2 separate regions of the Mus musculus genome follow, and region 2 is linked to region 1. Evidence: chromatin contacts called from ENCODE POLR2A ChIA-PET data. All regions are on one chromosome and are shown on one strand. The core of a region is the stretch at or near the end of the contact, and the rest is flanking DNA. Distances in the headings are between cores, read along the strand shown.

Evidence for each region. ChIA-PET counts read pairs that join two places held with the same protein, here RNA polymerase II (POLR2A).
Region 2: POLR2A ChIA-PET joins it to region 1 with 14 read pairs in Patski. The contact joins the promoter of Afg3l1 here to the promoter of Tcf25 in region 1. POLR2A ChIA-PET finds 5 or more read pairs at or near these places in 3 of 5 experiments (Patski and embryonic stem cell).

The regions. Positions count from the first base shown.
Region 1 is chr8:123,371,725-123,376,363 of GRCm38, forward strand. Tcf25 (transcription factor 25 (basic helix-loop-helix)) reads left to right here and starts at 1,987. Exons shown (of 18, transcript NM_001037878.4): 1 at 1,987-2,340. The coding sequence starts at 2,149.
Region 2 is chr8:123,474,736-123,480,048 of GRCm38, forward strand. It overlaps Afg3l1 (AFG3-like AAA ATPase 1), which reads left to right and starts at 3,127. Exons shown (of 17, transcript NM_054070.3): 1 at 3,127-3,312. The coding sequence starts at 3,175. Gm39275 (a long non-coding RNA gene) reads right to left here and starts at 640. Exons shown (of 2, transcript XR_879317.2): 1 at 548-640; 2 at 23-337.

The DNA of each region.
Region 1 (4,639 bases), core at 737-3,236:
GCTGGCCTCGAACTCAGAAATCCATCTGCCTCTGCCTCCCAAGTGCTGGGATTAAAGGCGTGCGCCACCACTGCCCAGCCTGGCCACAGCTCTTGATCACGGATGGCACAGAAGCCAGCCTGGTCCTGAACAGTCAGGGCGGCAGCATTGAGCCTGATGCGGAAGAAGCTGCAACTTTAACAGTGCGCAGGGAAGAGGGTTGGGGGGATGGGCACCTTGGGACAGCAGCTGTGAACCATCAACTTTGAAGTACCTAAAGATACTTCATAGTGTGGGCAGAGGGCTCAGCATCCAACCCAGGGACGAACCAAGACTCCTGGGGGAGGCAGGGTGGAGTGGAGCACACGGACAGTGGGACAGGGGGCTCACACAAGAGCAGGAACTAAGGGATTGCTGCCCTGCCTGCCTTCTCTGTCCTTGCCAACCGCCTACATTGTTTGGACTTTGGGAGTCACATGAATGCAAAACCGGGTTCTCTCTGGGAAACTTAGCTCATTAAGGCGTCTTCACCTGTAAAAGGAGATCTATCTCCCAAAATGAAGCTGGAATTTAAGATAAGTGACTGATTGCTTCTCAGCCTTTTGGCTAAGATCAAGTAAGAGCAGTGACTGGCCTAGCCCTCTCCTGCTCTCAAGCTGGGGAAAGGTCCAACCCAACCCCAGCTCATTTTACTTTGGAGGTACTCAATCCTGACTCGTCTAGGAAAGTTTTCCAAAAGTATAAAAATTGGGGCGTAGACATGAAGTAGCTCTGTAATTCCAGCCCTTCAGAACAGGATTTCCATAGCTTCACGGGTAGCCAGCGTTACAGGGCAAGATCTTGGTTTGGGTGGTGTACTGGCTAGTTTTGTGTCAACTTGACACAGGCTGGAGTTATCACAGTGAAAGGAGTCAATTGAGGAAATGCCTCCATGAGATCCAGCTGTAAGGCATTTTCTCAATTAGTGACTAAGGGGTGAGGGCCCATTGTGGGTGGTGCCATACCTGGGCTTGGGTTCTATAAGAAAACAAGCTGAGCAAGCCTCCATGGCCTCTGCATCAGCTCCTGCTTCCTGGCCTGCTTAGTCCCAGTCCTGACTTCCTTTCGTGATGAACAGCAGTGTGTATGTAGTGTAAGCTGAATAAACCCTTTCCACCCCAACTTGCTTCTTGGTCATGATATTTTGTCCAGGAATAGAAACCCTAAGACAGGTGGTGTTTTTGTTTTGTTTTAAAAAAAGGTCGGTTGTTGTTGCACACACTTTTGGTCACAACACCTGGGAGGCAGAGGCCAGCATGGTCTGCAAAGCGAGTCCCAGGACAGTCAAGGGTACACAGAGAAACTCTGTCTCAAAAAACAAAAACAAAAAGAACATGGAAAAAGAAAAGATCTGTGCCGAGGATCCCTATGTCCTTATTGTGAAAATCTTCCTGAATTAGAATACACATAGGTAGGGCTGCCGTGACTTCACACCACGGATCCACACCTAGGCAGCTCTCCCCTCACCCAATACCCCTGTAACATGACCACCCCTGTTGCGTTCGCGACAATAAAAAGCAAGCCCTAACACCTAACTCGGCTCGGTGCACGTTGTGGAGAGGAGTTACCCAGTCTGAAAGAAGTTAGGTTGGTTCTATTAAGGTGAAAACTGTCCCTTTGCAGTCTAGTAACAACGTGGAGGTGGGGGACATCGGACAAGTCGCATGGGTAGGCTAGCAGAGAGGGGTTGGGGACTGGGTCCCTCGCTCCTGTCATAGCAGAGGTCTTTGCACACGGGCCTTGCGGCGTGCGCACCTGCTCTCACGGCCTCCTCGCCTGCCCCACCCCTGCCCGCTCGCCCCCAGGCTCGCCCCCGGGAATCGCGTTCGTGCGGAGCAGCGCTCTGAGCCTGCGCGTTGCTGCCCGCCGCACAGCCGGCTTTCTGAAAGCCAGCCATCTCCAAAGCCGAAGCACCGCACCACGGCCGCCGCTAGGGCCCGACTCTCGCGAGAGCTCCCTGGGCCACCCTTGCACCTTCCCCGACTCCACGGGGAATTGGGAGGAAGTTCCGGAGAGCCGCGGCGCGCAAACGCGACACGCCAATCTTGCGCCAGCGCGCCGCAAGTGCGCAGGCGCCGCCACACTGCTGCTCTTCCTCGTCCCTCTGCCCACATCAGGCTGTCGGGTCCTATGTCGCGCCGGGCCCTCCGGAGACTGAGGGGGGAACAGCGCGGCCAGGAACCCCTAGGGCCCGACGCCTTGAAGTTTGTCCTCCTTGATGACGATGACGCAGAGGAAGAGGGACCAAAACCGGGGCTGGGTGGCCGGCGCCCCGGGGGTGCAGGGAAGGAAGGAGTCCGTGTCAACAACCGGTTTGAGCTGGTGAGGAGCTGGGCAACCTGAGGGGGGGGAAATGGTGGGGGCATGACGTCATGCGAAGGGGCACAAAGTTGGGTCTGGACTGCAGTCGAGTGGGCGGAGAGAAGGGACTGCGCCGCATCGGGGAAGGCGGGTCTTCAGCCGCAGGGTGGGTGGGGTGAGGAAGCCGTGTTCCCCGTCCGAGATCGAGTGGAAGGTGGAAGAAAATGCCGAGCGAAGGGGCTGCTAAAGGCTAACGGGGGTGCCGACAAGGGGCTGAGTGACAGGACTTTGCTGCAGCATAGGGCGTGTCTCGCGGCTGTGTCCAGAGACGTGACGTGACGCAGGGCAGGACGGGGCAGTGACGTCAGAGTGGGCGGGGCGTGACATCCGAGACAGCTAAGGGGGAGGGGCACTGTGGATGGCGAGTGGGAGGTGGGGTTCAGTTGGGTCTAGGCTTCACTGAAGGAGTAGGGTTGTTCTGTCCGGGGCAATGGGATGGTAGGGTAGGCTTGGTTTCATTTCTGCGACTTGAGGGAGGTCTCTCTTCTGCAAACATTTCGGCTTATTCATCACAGTACTTCTGTGTGTCCCAGCTACTTGTACCTATCGTATCGTATTCCTCGCAGCAGAAAATTGGGTAGCAGTCCTGAGCCCCGTGTTTTTCCTTACGACAGACTGACCTGGGTCTGCAGTTTCATATGTGTATAAATTATGATTCTGACTTCATGTGTGGGCAGATAATATGTCTTTTCCTCGTATCTCCAACTTCCACATATGGTAAGGTGTCAGTGGCCATTTTCGAGTGAGTAAAAAGATGTAATGTGTCTGAGACTCTCAGTCTTGCAGTGAATTGTCTCAGCTAGCTGGGACACACGGAAGTACTGGGTCTTCCTCAAGTCGCAGATATGAAACCATGTCTATCCTACTGTTGCAGCACCCAAGACAGCACTACCCCCAGTTGTCCCCAGCTTTTTATCAGTTAGCAGGTTTAAAAGTTCCTAGCAAAGATATTGATTGGTGTGAGAAATGTCACAGACATTTTGGAAGTTTGGTTCAGAGATTGTTTATTTCTCCCATAAGGAAAGGAAGGGATCTGTCCTGTAGTCTGTGGCGATGGTGAAATATGTCTTCCCTTGGTACAGAGAACTCGCCTGCCTCCTCTGACTTTGAGCCTGAGAGCAACCCCCATTCCTACTGTTTCTTCTCCCTTCACTAGTACTTTTCTTAGATTTACTTTTGCTTATCATCATTTCTTTTTCAAGACAGGGTTTCTCTATGTAGTCTTGGCTGTCCTTGAACTCACTCTGTAGACTACTTAGAGATGCTGTGTCTCAGACTCGGAAATTCGCGCACTTCTGCCTCCTGAGTGCTGGGATCAAAGGCATGTACCACCACCACCCAGCTATGTTTACTTTTAAACGTACACAAAAATTAGGAAAATACAAATAACCCGTATGCGCCCATGGCCCAGTTTCTGTCAGTCTACATGCCTTTAATATAATTTTAATCCCATTTCTCTTAAGAGGTGATTGCAAAACAGAGCCTAGATATCCCATCATTCACCCATCTGTAGCCTTCCTTGTACTGGGATTCCTCCCTTGACGGCAGCTGGGGTTCACTCTCAGACCTTAGGGATCTGAGACCATTGGTTCTTAAAGATTTTACAGCTCTCCTGAACTTGTCCTGCACTTCGCTTTCCCTGGTTCTTTACGGCTTTCACCTTTAGCCTTGGCTCCCTGTCCTCTGCTTTTGCCTCCCTCTGTCCCATCCCTGACACTCTCTCAAACTGGTCAGTGGCCTCCTTTTCATATGTCACGAAGTTGGCAATCTTGCCACCTTTGGGGCCCAGGCTACTGACTGCTCAGCTGCTTTGAATTACACTGCTGAGGTAGGCAAGCGGGGCGGGAGGCTGGTGATACAACCCAGTGGTGAAGGGCCCTTGCTGCTTTTCCAGAGGACTGGCGTTTGGGACCAGGGAATCACCTACAGATCAGAACCAAGGCTCGTGGTAGTAGACGCCCGATACAAAGGGAAGCAGTATTTCCGAGGCTGCACCTGTCAGCTGTGAGCACAGTTCAAGGCCTCTGGAATATTCAATGTTGAATATGGGTCGTCTGCCTTACGGTTTGGCAGACAGTTCTATTCCTCAAGGCAGCTGGGGTGGGGAGATTTCAACAATTGCCAGTTAGAGAACCAAGATGCTCTGTCCCCCAACGTCTTTGCTTAGCTACAGGAAATTAGCATCAGAATGTGAGGAGGTTTTTAACATTCGTAGAGTTTCTAACAGTGCCTCGAATCTGTACAGTACTGGGGTGGAGCG
Region 2 (5,313 bases), core at 1,877-4,376, 100 kb after region 1:
GCTGCACCAGACCACTGATATCTCAAAATGAAAGCATTTTTTTCTGTTAACAAGAGACAGGATGCAGGGGACAGGGGAATGAGAAGCAACCAGGGAACCTGTGGCGCTCTTGGCCGGCCACTTTCACAGCCTCTTCTTCTTCTTCTTTTTGGTTTTTTTTGTTTTTTTTTTTTCAGCAGCCACAACATCTAGGGCCACTGACTTCTCAGGGACCACTCCTCTCTTGCTCCGGGTTTCTTGAGCTCATTTCTCTCTAGGCTCCAGGTCCATGGGCAGGACCATTGTGACACGTTGGCTGCTCTCTGGAGTTGGAGTGGAAGGCAGGGCAGCTGAGGATCTGAAAGGAAGTGGTCAGCATAGGGATCTGACAGGATTCTTAGGCTTATTTTATAGGGCATAACTCAAAAACAGTTGTCAGTTGTTAGTCCGAGTCCCAACACATAGAGACACACAAGACACACACAGAAACCGCTTTCAGGCAACCACCATAGAATCACAGTACTACAGAAATGACAAACACAAGCAAGACCAATACAGGGTATCTTACACGCAATTTCCAGAGAAGCTCACTGTCACTACGACCAACTCAAATGGACCTCTCTCCATGGGAAGGCCCCAGAACCTGAGACCGGCCTAAAACCAAACCAAGATAATCAGTCAACTCCTTGGGACCAAAACGAGACCTGAAACCAGACAAACCAAAAACAAAACAGAATCAGAAGGTGGTCCAATGGAGGACACACAAATGAACAAGACAGACAGACACACAGACATACAGACAGACAGGCAGGGAGGGATTCTACTTTACCTCCAATGTACAGTGTCTGTGTCTCATGACAAAAACTACAAACAAAAACAAGATAGCAACAGAGAAAAAAGACACCAGTATATCTAAGCACACTCGTCCGAGTCTGGACTTATACAACCAGCCAAACGCTATTTCCTGACGGGGTCGGATTCCACCTCGACTCCCTTCCTGACGAGGTGGGATTCCACGTACACTCCCGCTCTGGCAGAGAGAACACTCTCTTTCCTTCACTCTGCCAGGCAACAGCCAGGTCCTCCTGACTGTTCTGTACTCTGGGCACTCCCTCCAGGGTCTCCCTTGGAACGTCTTCCAGGGGTGCAGCCTGTGGGGCCAGACTGTCGTCCTCCCACAGCCACTAGGGTCCTTACGGTCCACAGTGGCAGCTGCCAGAATACAGAATACCAGAACTGGTAACACAGGTGGGACTCAAACCCTCAATCTCAGACCTGAAAAACCAAGACACAAATTCAGCGGTGCCACACTTAGACAACAGACAACATACAAGACTCACACAAGCAAACGTAACTCCAAGGGGTCCTTTGGGGTTCTTGGGTGTCACACAGATCTCGGTAGGACCTCCGAAATGTTAAAACCTAGTGGGGAAACACCCACTCAACTCCCGATTGATTCAGTGTGCACCCAAAAATCACGAAGGACCATCTCTTGATGTAATTACATGAGGATGTTTAATGACGGAGCTCCGGACCGACATGCATCCCACAAAGGAGATAACGGATGTCGGCCACGAGGCTCGAAAGCTAGGGGTTTTTATGGGGTAAGGGGCTTAGGGGTGTGGAATTCAGCATAGTGACACACTATTGGCTTATTTAAACATTAACAGAAAGATTACATGTTAGCAAAAGGGCATCAGGACTTTGTTCCTGTGGGCTAGGGGCTTATCTTGTTCACATAGCAACCAGTTGATGTATGACTTTACCCGGCATCAAGGGGCAGTGGACAGAGGGGAGGTTCCAGCCAGGTGGTGTTGACCCAGACAAGATAGCCCTGCTTGTACAATCAAGCTGTTCTTAGGAATGTCTTAACAACAGCCCTGTCTGTTCTGCTTTGTTCTCAGCCCCAGGCCACGGGCTCATAGACAACTCTTTTACATGAATCACAAGATACAAAATCTCATTTTCTTTTATCACCATCTCCCACTCCAGCGCGGTATGGTGAGGCGGGAGGGATGCCTCGGCACATCCCTTTCCCTGAGTTATCAGCCACAGGACAGGTATAATGTAGAACAGTTTATTTGGGGGCATGGGAAGGGAGTTGAGAAGGGAGTAGAGGCAGTCAAAGAGAGAAAAGAGAAGAGGAGAGGAGAGGCTGGCCAGGAACCCGTGGAGAGGAGGAAGGAGGGAGGAGTTGGGGAGAGAGGGAGAAAGGGGTCAGGGAGAGAAGAAAGTCTGAGAGAGAGAAGGGGAGAAGGGGCAGAGAGAGCGAAGACATGGAGGGGGGTATGGGAGTAGGGGTCGGGTTGGGAGGGAACAGACCCTTTTATAGCAAGCCAGGCCTTGTTGCTAGGTAACCGTTGGGCGGAGCATAGAAGGACTGCTAACACTATGGGTGACAATGGTCTTCTCCCGGGCATCTGTACCTTTGAAATGTAGTCAAGGTAGAATCTGAGTACACGCAGATGCCACGTGTGTCGTGGACAGCCCCACTGTCCAGAAACTGGTTCATCCTGAACACCCACACCTCCCTAATGCCAAGTCCAAATTGCTAGTCCGCACAACTGCAGGCAAATCAAAACTGGGGTGACTCTATATACCAACCAAGTGCTCTCCCGCAGAGCAATGCCACAGGCCCTCACGCTGCTCCAGACCGTCCCGTCGCTCCCTGCGCATCCGCAGGAATAAAAATGTTGTTAAGTAAAATTAAACAAGGGTCTATGACGTGGATCAATGAGACAAGTCGTGCACCAAATAACAGTTCCTTTGTTCACGATAGGTCTCGAACCACATCTAGTCTGGATGTAAAATACCGGGAGCACCTCCAACCGGTAATACTAGTACCCTCAACCAGGGAGAAGTAGCCTCAAAATTTAATTACGTGAGCCGCGTTACCCCGAGGACCCACCGAAGCCATTGATGTCGTTGACAATGCAAAATTTAAAATACGTCTAAAGGCCCTTGGTGTCTAGGTCAAGTTGGCCGCGGACCATCCGCCATCAGCTGTCAGGCAGCGCGAAGCGACACTCGGGTTCAGGATCCTAAGGAGCACGGCCGCGAACCAGACACCCAAAGAGAGGTCCGAGCCGATGCGGCGGCCAGCTGCGCACGCGCGCCCCCGAGGGCGTGGTGCACTATGATCCGCCTGCTGCGCGTGCGCGCGCCCAGGGGGCGGCGCGAGGTCAGGGCCGGGGGATGTTACTGCGGCTGGTGGGGGCGGCGGGCAGTCGAGCCCTGGCCTGGCCTTTCTCCAAGCTGTGGCGATGTGGCGGATGCGCAGGGAGCGGCGGGACGGTCTGGAGCAGCGTGAGGGCCTGTGGCATTGCTCTGCAGGTGAGCAGGGCAGCGCTGGGGCCACGGGTTCCGGGCGGCGTGGCGGGGGCCGCGCTGGGCGTCGCGGTGACGTCATCGGCCTGCGGCTGGGCCGGGCGCAGCGTCTTCCCGATTTCTGCCTCCGACTCCACTAGTGTCTACCTACGGCTGATCGGAACACTTGAGCGGGTGCGATCTAGCCATTATCCAGTTAGCTATTGCAGGGCCCCACTTAAAAGGTAGTAGCCTTTATTCATTAAGGAGGCGTAGGTCTCCATACTAAGCAGAGAAAGATGGCCACCATGGAATTCCCGCCACTGATGCTTCATTTTTTAGATAGTTTAGCCTTACTAGATATTTTATCACCCCTCACAGGTACATCTGCCAGTAGTAAGGAGGCTCACCACGGCGAAAGGGAATATCCATGCAGATTATCCATCTTCAAATAAATGCGTGTTACCATCACAGGGGCCATACAGCCGTTCTTCCTCAATTCAGTTTTGGTCTTGTTCCCTCTTAATATGACAGTAGTGTGGTGTAACGGTCCATGAGCAAATGTCCATTTACCCCAGCTAGGGCACTCACGATAGGTCAAAATGATTCCATTCCTCTAGCTTTGTGAACCAGTGAGCTTATTGGAATTAAATATGGCCGCACCGGGGAAGGTTACTTAACAGGAGTGACTCAAAAGCAGTTTCATCGATGAAAGGCTCACATACAGGTCACAACGCAAGGCGAACCTACAGTCAGTACCACTGAAGAGGCTCCCTCCCCTCAGCAGTTCTTTCCTGCCTGTAGAACTTTGGGTCTGGGGGCCCGTGGATTTTTTTTTAAGCTTCTGAGCATAAGGTTTATGGGGCTTCTTGAGGCTTAAGAGCTTCCCTCTCTGTAGGGGGGAATCTCTGGGTTTGGAGGAGGTAGCTGCACAGTGGGTCGGGAAAATGCCCTCAGGTTTGTTTCTAGTGCTGTGCATTGCACAGTCATTTCAGGTCATGTCGCACATCCTGTTCCGGTGGGTGACCCGTTGAAGATCAGTCATATAGTGATTGTTATAGACAGTTCTGAGTTGCTGTGGGCCAGTGTCTTTGTGAAAGAAGTACATTGGATGGACTTTGACTTGGTTGGGTGGCTTTTCGTGGCGAGACATCAGAGTGCCCACTCACCCTAGACAGAGCACTGGTAACAGACCAAAGAAAGGTGTTGTGTGACACTGCTCTTAGGGAACAAACATTACCCACGGCAGATAGGGAGCGGGCAACAGACCACGGTAGAGTCCATCTGGTGAACTAGTGAGTTTTGGTGGAGTTACTTACAGAAATGACTCCAACAGCTGCATCATCAGCGCCCATCCCAGTGTGGGATGGCAGACAGCTCAGGAAAGCTGGAAACAGAGTACTCTGCTCGTTCAGCAGGTTAGAGAGTGACCGTTCCTAGAGCCTGTTCCAGGCAGCTCAGTCTCTGCTTCACCCAGGTTGCCAGGCTACTCTCCACTTCTCAGGCAGCTGGGCACTTATCAGAGTCTGTCTTCACTGTGTAGACAGGGTTTCTCTGCATATCCCTGGCTGTCGTGGAACTCACTTTGTAGACCAGGCTGGCCTCGAACTCAGAAATCCGCCTGCCTCTGCCTCCCGAGTGCTGGGTTTAAAGGCATGCGCCACCATATAATAGTAATATATTTATATAACTATATTATTTATAGTACATATTAGTTATCTATTTATATAACTTTACAATACAATGTTGTTTATAATATATATTAGCTATATATATATATATATATTTTTTTTTTTTTTTTTGGGGGTGGTGGTTTCAAGACAGGGTTTCTCTATGTAGCCCTGGCTGTCCTGGAATCATGCTGTAGACCAGGCTGGTCTCGAATTCAGAAATCCACCTGCCTCTGCCTCCCAGGTGCTGGGATTAAAGACGTGCGCCACCACACCCGGCTCAGCCCTGCTTTTTAATGTGTGTGTGTGTGTGTGTGTGTGTGTGTTTTAAAGGACTGGATCTCTGTGTAGTCCTAAC